Regions from separate parts of the Homo sapiens genome. Here region 1 is linked to region 2. A link is a loop called in an ENCODE intact Hi-C map of the cell type or tissue named here. Cell type or tissue: dorsolateral prefrontal cortex. All regions are shown on one strand. Links, peaks and the distances in the headings refer to the core of each region. The heading gives the core; the rest is flanking DNA.

What was found. A loop is a pair of places that touch in the nucleus more often than their neighbours do. Peaks named below come from ENCODE experiments on the same cell type or tissue, not always from the same donor. Only the 100,000 strongest peaks of a DNase experiment are listed, where the experiment ranks them.
Region 1: a loop joins it to region 2, with 2.3 times the contacts of the local background. A loop is called at or near these places in 4 of 110 quality-filtered maps.

The regions. Positions count from the first base shown.
Region 1 is chr5:74,382,751-74,388,132 of GRCh38, reverse strand. The region is part of intron 2 of LINC01331 (long intergenic non-protein coding RNA 1331); the gene reads left to right. Among named protein-coding and RNA genes, the nearest start is that of LINC01333, 64 kb to the right of the region's middle. In dorsolateral prefrontal cortex, for the core only: no CTCF peak of the experiment used is centred there; no DNase peak of the experiment used is centred there; H3K27ac peaks cover 1,292 bases.
Region 2 is chr5:74,225,199-74,230,580 of GRCh38, reverse strand. No RefSeq gene overlaps it. Among named protein-coding and RNA genes, the nearest start is that of LINC01335, 80 kb to the left of the region's middle. In dorsolateral prefrontal cortex, for the core only: no CTCF peak of the experiment used is centred there; a DNase peak (open chromatin) is centred at 3,270; H3K27ac peaks cover 1,783 bases.

The sequences.
Region 1 (5,382 bases), core at 111-5,110, 160 kb before region 2:
TATGGCCAAATGTAAAATTGTTAGTCTCTGGGATGGCCTAGAATAAATATTTATGGTTTTCCACTCACATAAAACAAGAGTAGAGTTATTCCCCATGTGTCTTAGACTTATTTGGCTCTAAAGAGTGAAACTCCACCTGCTTCATAACTATAACTCCTAACAAGTTTATATTTCTTTATGTGCCCATCTTTCCTTTCAATATATTATTCTTTCCTAAGTTTCTATTTTTTCTCAGAAAATTTTGAAATCCAATGGAATTTGCATTTCTGCTTCTTTCTTCTAGTTGTATCTTTTTAAGAAAACCAGCAAACAATGGCTTATGTTAATGAGGTGTCATGAGAAATACAAAGGAAGCAGAGACACCAGTCTTTGCTCTTCTGCTGTTTATAGTATTGTATATCATGGTATGCAGTCACCTGGTGTTCTGCTTTTACAGGAGGGTTTATTAAGTATGAGGCATTGGGCATTCATATCATGGTTGGCCCTGAAACCTGGAGGTGTTCCTCTGCCACTGCTGAAGAGCAGGTGGTTACTGAAAGAGAACAAGGTGAAGGCCCATTTAAAATCGGGCCTCAAATAAATGTGAATACCTTTGGAATTGTTTGTTTGTCCAGGCTTCTGATTTCAAGTGAGTTGTATTTGTCAGGTAACACTATGGCAATGGGAGCATTAAATTAAGAGGTAAATTGGACATTCTATCCATAGGTGCCTCCCTCTTGACTTGGAGGAGACAGGCAGGTCTGATTTTGGCACATTTGGGAATATGGGAGCAAACACATGCCAGCTCCTTCAGGCTGCTAATCATAGCTTGGATGTCGTTTGCCTCAGGCAGCAACAAGGATTTATTAAGCCCCCATGTGGGGCATGGCATTGGATTAAGAACTCAGATTCTGTTGAGGCTCTGGCTTTGGAATTCAATCTTATACTTTTGCTTGAGGTAAGAAAGCATTCACAGTAACCTCATTCTTCTGCAATGCTCAGATGATGACTAAAGAAAAAATCATTCCAGTGAGCCAACATTAGGTATCCCATCCTCTGGCACAAAGAATCAGGGAAGAGGTATTTAAATAGAGCAAAACCACATCAGTTTGAAATTCAACGACCTGAAACCAGACAGTCAGAGATGGAATCACAGAATGTGAGAATCAGAAGGTAATTTAGTGATCACCTAGGCCACTGGTTTCCAAACTTTAGCATGCATTGTGATCACCTGGTGGGCTTGTCAAAATAGAGACTGCTGGACCCTAATGCCCAGGAACTATAATTTGGTAGGTCTGGGACCTATCCGAGAATTAAGAACTTAATTGGGTTGGATCCAAGAATTTGCATTGCTAACCAGTTCCCATATAATAGCGATGTCACTGGTTTGGCTACCACATCTTGAGAGCCACTGATTTAGATGACTCCTGTACTTTACAAGTAAGGAAACTGGAATGGAAAGTTGAACTGTTCAAGGTAACAGTGCAGAAAATGAAAGGGCCAAGGCTAAATCTAGTTCTTTTGAGTTCAGGTTCATTGTTCTTATTTCTGTTCCACCATTCATGACATAAATTTACTGTGTCTACAATAACATATATTTTCTTAGGAATAATAGGAAACTCCCCAAATCTTTGCATTCCCACTTGGTATTAATCGACTTTGGGAAGTCATGTAACCACTCTACTGTTTCAGTTTCTGTAAAGTGGGAAAAATAGTAATACTTGTAATAATAGGATAACAATCCTCTCTGATATGATGGTTGTGAGGATTGACATATAATATTATAGATATATAGGTATATACATCAAATATTTATAAAGTTCTTAGAATAGTGCTTTGCAAACTGCAATTATTGTTACTAAATATTAGCTATTTCTAATTATTTTGAAAATATTTTATATTACCAAGATTTCACTCTATCTGGTCAAACTGGTTGATATAAGAATAGTAAAGGTGACTAAGAGAAAAAAAGTCAGAATATGGCTAATCCCAAAACAGATTATTTAAAATAATTGGATTTTAGAGTGAGTGTGATCTTCTAAATTATCTACTCCAGCCCTCTCTTCCTATGCAGGAAACAGAGAAGTCACAGAGAAATTAAGTGATGTGTTTAAGCTTTTGTAGCTAATTAGCCGTACTGGAGTTCTAGAACTCAGTTTAATCCTATGCTAGTCAATATTTTTGAATGTAGCATTATATTTTCTTAGTCCACTTTCTTTTGCTCATAAAAGAATATCTGAGACTGGATAATTTATAAGAAACACAATTAATTTTTTATAGTTCCGAAGATGGGGAAGTCCAAGGTTGAGGGGTTATATCTGGTGAGAGCCTTCTTGCTGAGACCCTGCAGAGTTCCAAGGTGGCACAGGGCATCACATGGTGAAGGCGCTGAGCATGCTGGCTCACGTCTCTCTTCCTCTTTCTATAAAACCACCAGTCCTACTCCCATAATAACCCATTAATCCATTAACCTGAAAATCCATTAATGCACGAATGGCTCTACCCTCATGCTCCAATCACCTTTTAAAGGGGTCACCTCTCAATACTGCCACATTCGGGATTAAGTTTTCAACATGAATTTTAGAGGGGACCTTTAAACCATAATGAATATCTTCTTACAGTGTTATCTCTATTTCCTAGTGCTATGAATTCAGCTGAATTGTAGAGTTGACAACATACCGTTGCTTCAGTATCTTGTCCTGCTTGTTCTGAATGCTTTTTCCTAAATGCTTTATTGTTGTTGCTGTTGTTGTTGTTCCTGCATAGGGCAAAATGAGATGCCTTTATTTCTATTAAGTTTCAAAAATACTCAGAAGGATATGTGAAGCTATTTCCTACCTGCTTGTTATTCTACTGTGTTTCCCCTGAAACTTTCCATGTCTTGAGATGACTCAATACCATGGAAAGCAAATTATTATTCAATTTAAAAATCAAGACTCATTTAAGGTATCTAAATTCCAATTTGGACAGCAAAAGGTTAATAGCGCATAGAAAAAATTCCAGCAGCCCACAAATCTAAGCATAATTATGTATGAACATGAGGCTTTTATTGCTGTCAAAATTAATCACTTTTCAACTTCCAGCTGTTAAAACCCTTCTGGCAGTTCTCCAAGCAATTCCCCTACAGTTACTTTTCCTTCAATTAATTTCTGGTGCAGTTCACAGGCTCCTGTTACATAAGCAGCAACTGAAAAGTTGACTTCTTGGGCTTTCTTTCTCTTTCCTTCCTTTCTTCCTTTGCTTAAAACTAGAAAACGACAGAATATGAAGCTTACTACTTTTACTCTTTCAGCTTGACTCTTAAAATCTAGAAACGAGCAGTGTGGAATTAAAGTATTAGTATTTATTATAAAGCACTTTATGTGTGTGAAGTGATTTGTAATAATTTTTATTAGCCATTTCTTTCCACCGTCCTCTGAGGTACGTGAATGTTGTTATGTTTGCACTCTACAGCCCCACCCACTTTTCTCCCCCAGAAACTTTGCAGGAAATGGAATTTACAAATCTTCAGCACTGGGTTTAACCCCGATGGTATGCACCATTTATTTCTGGGATGGTGGCTACCTTCGCCACTCCTGTAGGCATACAGGTTTGTTGTGGTGGGAATTATCTCAGAAGGAGAAGCCGTGAGGTGCCTGAAGCTGCCCAGTTGCCTCAAAGCTCTCGTGGTGGACTGCACCCCCAACCCCCATTCTAGAAGCAGCTGCCAAGAGACTGGTTGAGTTCTGAAGGGCAGAGGCCTGTGGTAAACTATGCCATTGTGTTGACTATGAATCCTCAAGGAGATTGATAAATGATCACAGTGTATGATTGTATGAAAGTCTGCATCTTTGCATTTGCTTGGCACAGACCGAGTGCTTGCACATGGGTACTGGGTCAGATGTGTTGTCTTTCCAGTCTTCCTTCCTGGGATTCCAGAAGAATAGTCCTTGCATCCTTTCTCACTGCTGTAGAGATCTGAATGAAGGCCGACGCTGCGCTTCCTAGGGACGGGGAGTTCTAATTCCTCTCACCTCACCTGCATTATCAGGGCATATGCTCTTCCACATCTGAGTGAGTTAAGCCAGTTTCATTTCCCTGGTTTGTCTCTTCCAGCTCCCTCCAAAGTTGCCTGCCCTCTTCACACCTGGGGTGGAGGGCGCCTTCCCTGGGCACCCTCCTTCTCCTCCTCATCCACCCTGCTTCATGCTGTTCCATAATTGCACGTTAAAATGCTGTAATGAACAGATGCTTCTAGTGTGTAGTCTCTTTGTAATTTCTGCTATCATCCTCCATTTTCATGCAAAATTAATGTATTTCCAGATGCTGATTCCTGAGTCTTTCTACCCGATAGTGGCAGTGCATGAGATTTGAAACTGGGCAAGGGGGTATGAAGATGTGTTTGGGGCAGAGGTAAAAGAGTAAAGAGGTCTTGCCTATTAAAAAAAATGTAAGAATGCAGCAAACACCTTGTAGTGCCTGTTTGTTTTATCATGAATATGCAGTTCTGTGCTACCCTGTATTTATGTGGTTGGGAGGAGAGACTGCAGATGCAGGGGAAATCTTCATTCCATTCTTATCATTCAGACTCTAAAGTGGCTTGTCATTGAAAATTTGGGCTTTGAAAATTCAAGGCTGTCATAATTTAGGCTATGGAGCAAGATTTCTTGTCCAAGCAGGAGTCTTGCTGGTCAGTGGGCTGGGGAGTGATTTGTGTGAATTTATCTCAGCACGAGTCCCCTGAGGCTGGTTTCTAGGCTGCCTTGGTTAAAAATAGCCTGTTGATGAAATCACATCCTAGCTCAAACCTAGCCCAAGGAAATGGCTCAAGGCCCGAGCACCTTACTGGAATATGAAGCAGAGACAGATTCACCAAGAAGTCATCAGATTGTCCCTTTACTACAATTTGCACTGCAGTGAAAAATCTGTGTCAACCTCTCCCTCCTCTTTCAAAAATTAGCTGGTTAGATTCTCACAGGACTGCGTTATTTGACTCCAGTCAGGGTAATTTGGACAAATCTTACTGAGCCCTGAATTGATGGTCTAGAGTGAATTGAGTCAGGATTAAAGTCAGGATTCTCTGAGTCTGACGACCAGAGGCCAAGACTCTTCCTTTGGGAAGCTGCCAAGACATCTAAGAGACAGGCTGGAGATCATGTTGAGAGCACCAAGGCCAGGAAGGACTGCTGATGAAGTTTTGTCCTTCTGTTCAGTATTTAACGTACTTCCTATTTGTAAGACATTCCTTAAAAATTGCTACAGGCACAGTTTTTGTTAATTGGCTTATATAACATGCATGAATATTATTTTTCACTGAAAATACCTTTTTGTACATTATGTGCTTGTTTCCTTAATTGGATACTCTGTGGGTGGTTTGGCTAGATTTGGTGTTCCCTAGACCTGTAGATTCTATCATTCGAACTC
Region 2 (5,382 bases), core at 196-5,195:
ACAGGGCATGAGCACAAAAATGTTTGGACAGAAATATTATTTTCAGTATTGTTTATATTAGAAAAATCTGGGATTAACAGGGTCAAGTAACAATGAAATACTTTGCCACTTTAAAATTTATTTCATATTTCATATATTAGGTTGGTGCATGTATGTATATGCATATATATATATATTTATATATAAATTTTTTTCCACAAATGCAAAGGCATTTATAATATATTTTTAGGTGAAAGAGCATAGGATAGTTTCAAAACAGCAAATATGTAATTCTATATATGTGTATATGTGTATATCTTTAGGAGAACAATAAAAGGATGAAATGCCATACATCTAAGTATCATCAGAGGCTACCTCTGCAAAGTATGATTATGGATGGTCTGCTATAAAGTCTTCTTAATCAGTGCATCTCACACGGTTTGGCTGTGTCCCCACCCAAACCTCATCTTGAATTGTAGCTCCTATAATTCCCGCATGTTGTGGGAGGAACCCAGTGGGAGATAATTGAATCATAGGGGCTGTTTCCCCCATACTGTTCTCATGTAGTGAATAAGTCTCACAAGATCTGATGGTTTTTATAAGGGGTTTCCCCTTTCACTTCGTTCTCATTCTCTCTCTTGCCTGCCTCCATGTAAGATGTGCCTTTCGCCTTCCGCCATGATTGTAAGCCACGTGGAACTGTGAGTCCATTAAACCTCTTTCTTTTGAAATTACCCAGTCTTGGGTATGTCTTTATTAGTGGCAAAAAAAGGGACTAATACAGTATCCAGAGCTTTCTTTGAAATGAACCTATCCATGCTATTTTTAAAAACTCTGAACATTAATGTGACCTTCACCTTTTTCCAAATGTCTGTTAAATTACACAATGGATATATTCTAATTGTAAAAGTTCAAGCAATATAGTAAATATAATAGCATAAATACATAATTTATATTAATGTGTATTATATAATATATAGTATAAATATAAATATGCACTATAAAGGAAAATCCTCCTTTACCGTTATTTTTCAAAGAAAAAAATTAGGCCAGCTTCCATCCCTCACCATTTATAAACACAACCCAGACTTAGTTAAATGCACACCAATGGATTTAGTATCTGAACACAATTTAATAACTGACTATTATTTCAGTTTAATGGGCCCAAGTCGGGAAACCACACAGTCACGGAAGAGGCAGGGCCCAGCTAACTCCGACTAGTGTGCCCATGATGAAATGCCTTTGCCCAGGAGAAGCACTGAGAAACTGGGCTGGTCATATTTTAATATTCCACCCAAGGAGTGCAAGAAGGTAACCTGAGGCATGGAGAGCTCCACCCAGGGCCCAACCCTGGTTTTTAAAGGTGGGCTGTGGTTCTGAAGGCCAGACCAAGGGGCATTGCTTAAATGTCAACTTTAGGAGTGAAATGTGTTCTCCTAAGGCTGTTGATGCTGTAAAAGTCCAGCCAAATTGCACTTTTGATTAGACCTGAGCTGTTTTTATAAAGCTGTGACAAAAACCATTAGTAAGTAAGACTTAAAGAAAGCTTTTATTTCTTCTCATTTATCCCCCTTGCCTTCACATTTACAAAGCTTACAAGGAAAAAAGCCTGCCAGCGTGAATTTCCTCTGTTTCACTATTGCCTGTGAAAAGCATTTTAGGTCCACCGGTAAGAATCTGTTTGTGTAGGTAATTTCTTCTGAGGAAACTTGGATTTTTTTCTGCCTACTGATTGCAAAGGAATGACTTGCATCTCATAAAAGATACAGGTTTGATCATTAGAATCCCTGCACGACTTCTCCCCTTTCTGTGCCCCGATCCCTTAGTGCGTATACAGGGCATAGTCAATTTCTCTGTGCTTCATTTTCCTTGAAATGAGATAAATACAGAATACTCTGGTGATAGTATTGGGAAGAAAGAAACATTTTCTAGAGGTTTCTATTACATTACACATTACCCAGAGACAATGGGGCAACTTAAAAGAATGAAGACATAGAGAGGTTTACAAGAATTTTGGGGAAACACTAAGCAATTAAGCAGAAAAACCTGTAGAACTACAAAGCATTTTACTGTGTTCTGCTAGTATCAAAAGTCTATTTTTGCTTATACTATTAAGTACTTTGATTTGTTGCTTTAGCTGATATTTTCTAGTGCTACCTGTCAAATTATAATGATTATTTTCAAGAATCCACTACCTCTCTGCATTTTAAGCAATACCTATTGTAGATATATGTAAGCTCTAACATAGTCAAATAAGACCATAGGCTCTTCCCAGACCTATCCACCAGTTCTGAATCCACATAGATCAGATAATATTTTTAAATGCTGGACTGACTGACTGGCCCCCTCTGCTACTGGAAAGATTATAGGGTGGTGCTAAAGAGCGTGAGTTTGGAGCAGAGGCTGGAGTTTGGGTGCCAGCTCTGGCGCTCATTCACTTTTTCCTTTTAGCAAGTTCCCTAGCCTGAGTCTGTTTTCTCATCTATAAAATGGGATGATAACACCTATCTCACAGAACTGTAGGAGGTTAAAATAAAATCATGCATAGTAAGCTCTTAGTCCAGTGCCAGGTAGGGAGTACCCATCTTATAAGTGTATTGGAACCTCTTTCCCATACCACAATACAGACGTCGTTGGTCTCCTGTGGTTTGCAAAGCCATCTTCCACTCATCTCTGCTTCTTGCCATCTTTCTGCAGCTCTACGAGATATTCCCTCAGGACACGGACCAGTCAGTACATGTCCCCTCTTTTTCCTACGCTTTCCTACTATTTTGTCTTTTTCCTACTATTTTGTCTTGGATCCATTCTCCCTCCCAGATAGTTAACCTCATGAGGGCAGAGAATTGTTTGCTATTTTGCGTACAGAAATATCGGAGAGCATGTCCTTGGACTTCTGACAGGACATAGAATGGAGGGGTGTGGAATCGATTTGCTATAATTCACAAAGGGCAGGGTTTCAAACACAGATGGAAATGGAGGCCCAGAGAGGGAAAATAACCTTCCCCAAAACATAGAGCCTCCTTTTGCTGAAGCTGGAACAGGCGTCCCTCTGTATGGCAGTGGGATCCCCATGTTGCCTCTCTGGGCACCTTCCTCAGCTGCTCTCTCTGAACCCATTACTCATTGTTCACCCATTCAGTCCACAGAATGGTTAGTTCTTAGATGTGTTTGCACTCATCTCTGCTTTGCGGTTTAATCTAGGAGAACTGGTCTCTTTAAGGGGGCTGGCCTCATCCCAGGATACCAACAGAAGGTTCTGTCTTGTCATTTGGCACCTGCAAGCTTCCAGTGATGCAAGAAGCTAGATGCGCTGCATGTTCTGCATCCAAGTCGCTCAGCCACGTTGATTCTGGGATGCAGTCAGTCCCTGGCAAACCTTTGGCTTGGCCTGCAGCTTGATTCCATGTTGGTGCCATGTAATGTTTGCCAGTCTCCTGAATAAAGAAAGATTCAGGACAGCTTCTGGTACTGCCAATCAAGGCTTAAACTTTCCATCCTATGTGAGTGAGCCTTGGTTGGTCTTACAGCTCCCTTTAAATTAAAATAGCCAAGTGATTAAATATTCATGCTTTGCTTATTTCAGTATATTTAATTTATTATGTATCACTTTTCTTGGGTTTTATATAAACTTGCCTGAGGACTTTCTTTTTTTCAGCTTAAATTCTGGCAGAATGTTCCCTTTTCCTTGGCAGGGTGTTGATTAGTTAAAGTCTGCTTAGCTCAGAAGCTTTTTTTTTTTTTTTTTTTTTACAGATTGCTCTTGCACTTTAATAAAAATGATATTATGGTCATTATCACCAACATTAATCAATCTTTAGTGATCATTAATGTGGCACCTAAGATGAGGTGCCATTAAAACATCTACTTCATTTTATTCCAAGCCTGGAATCATTGCCTTCAGTTTTTCTACCCAACATTTTCTATTCACTTAGGATGGGAAAAATGAAGGAGAGACTGGTTTCTTTTATTCTGCCCATTTCTGTCATGGATAAAAATGAAATCATATCTTTCTTCTATCTTTTTACAGAGTAGGTCTTCACCAAATTCTGTCTTGTAACTGTCTTAGTTTGGCAGATGTGATCAGAGGGCTATTTCTCAGACCTGATGAGTAGGCTACCTCTTCTTCTAAAGCTTTCCTAATGCCTAGATTTATAATGTAAAGCATGATTGAGGCTGGAGTGGGGCTCAGAGATCATACTGATGCATAGAAGTTTTCCTCCCTCATCTAAAGCAAGGAGGTAAAAAAACACACACACACAATTGATTGGATTTCACAAAGCTTCTAATTGCTGCTTTTTGAGAGCTATTTTTCTCTTTTTAAAAAGTCATAAGGTCCTGCTGGATGCAATTTCAAAATATATGAATAATGATCCCTTGATTATAAAGAGCTAATTAAAAATTTCAGGCTTTGTCCCCACCATCTTAAACTTGCACTACCTCTTGCCACCACCCACACAGCATCTGCTGGAGCCTAAAAATGAGTTTCAGTATTAGCCTATGAAAATAACAAAACAAAGTTAGAAATTAAAATTAGCTGCCAAAGAAGAAATCATATGTCACTCCTCTGCTCAAAAACACTGTATAAACACCAAGAAAAGAAAGAAAAAAGGAAGGAGGAAGGCAGAGAGGGAGGGAGAGAGAATGGAGAAGAAGGCACAGAGGAAGGGAGGAAAAAAGGGAGGGAGGAAGGAAAGAGGGAGGGAGGGAAGGGAGGAAGGGAGGAAGGGAAGAGGGAGGGAAGGAAGGAAGGAGGGAAGGAGGGAGAGAGAAAGGGAGGGAGAAAGGGAGGGAGGGAGAAAGGGAGGGAAGGGAAGGGAGGAAGGAAGAGAGGAAGGGAGGGAGGAAGGGGAGGGAGGGAAGAAGGTAGGAAGGAAGGAAAGGAAGGACAGGAGGGAAAGGAAGGAAAGGAAGGACAGGAGGGAGATCAGACACACTAGATAGAAACTTAAGAAATGTGCAGGAAGTGTATGAAGGAAATTTTAAGAGTTCCTGTGGGACATAAAACAAGGTTTAATAATAGACATCTAATTTTGAATTGAAACAAATAATCTTTTGAAAAGATAATTTTTTTCCAAATTAATTTGTAAACTTCATGTATTCATAAACGAAATTTTTAAAAAGAACTTTAAAAAAGCCATTCTAAATCTTCTATTATCTGGAAGACTAGTTAAGAATAATAAATTTTGTTAAAAAAATTAGGGAATACTGGTTTTGCCAGATATGAAATTTAAAAGATAAAATAATTAAAATGATGCTTACTGATATAAGAATAGACTGATGGGTTAAAAAAAACAGGAACAAACACATGTATATATGAATATACACTTTTTATAAAAGGAAATTTATTAAAAGATATATAAGTTCCTGTTGGGCAGGTTGGCAAGGGACAATGCCAGGAAACTC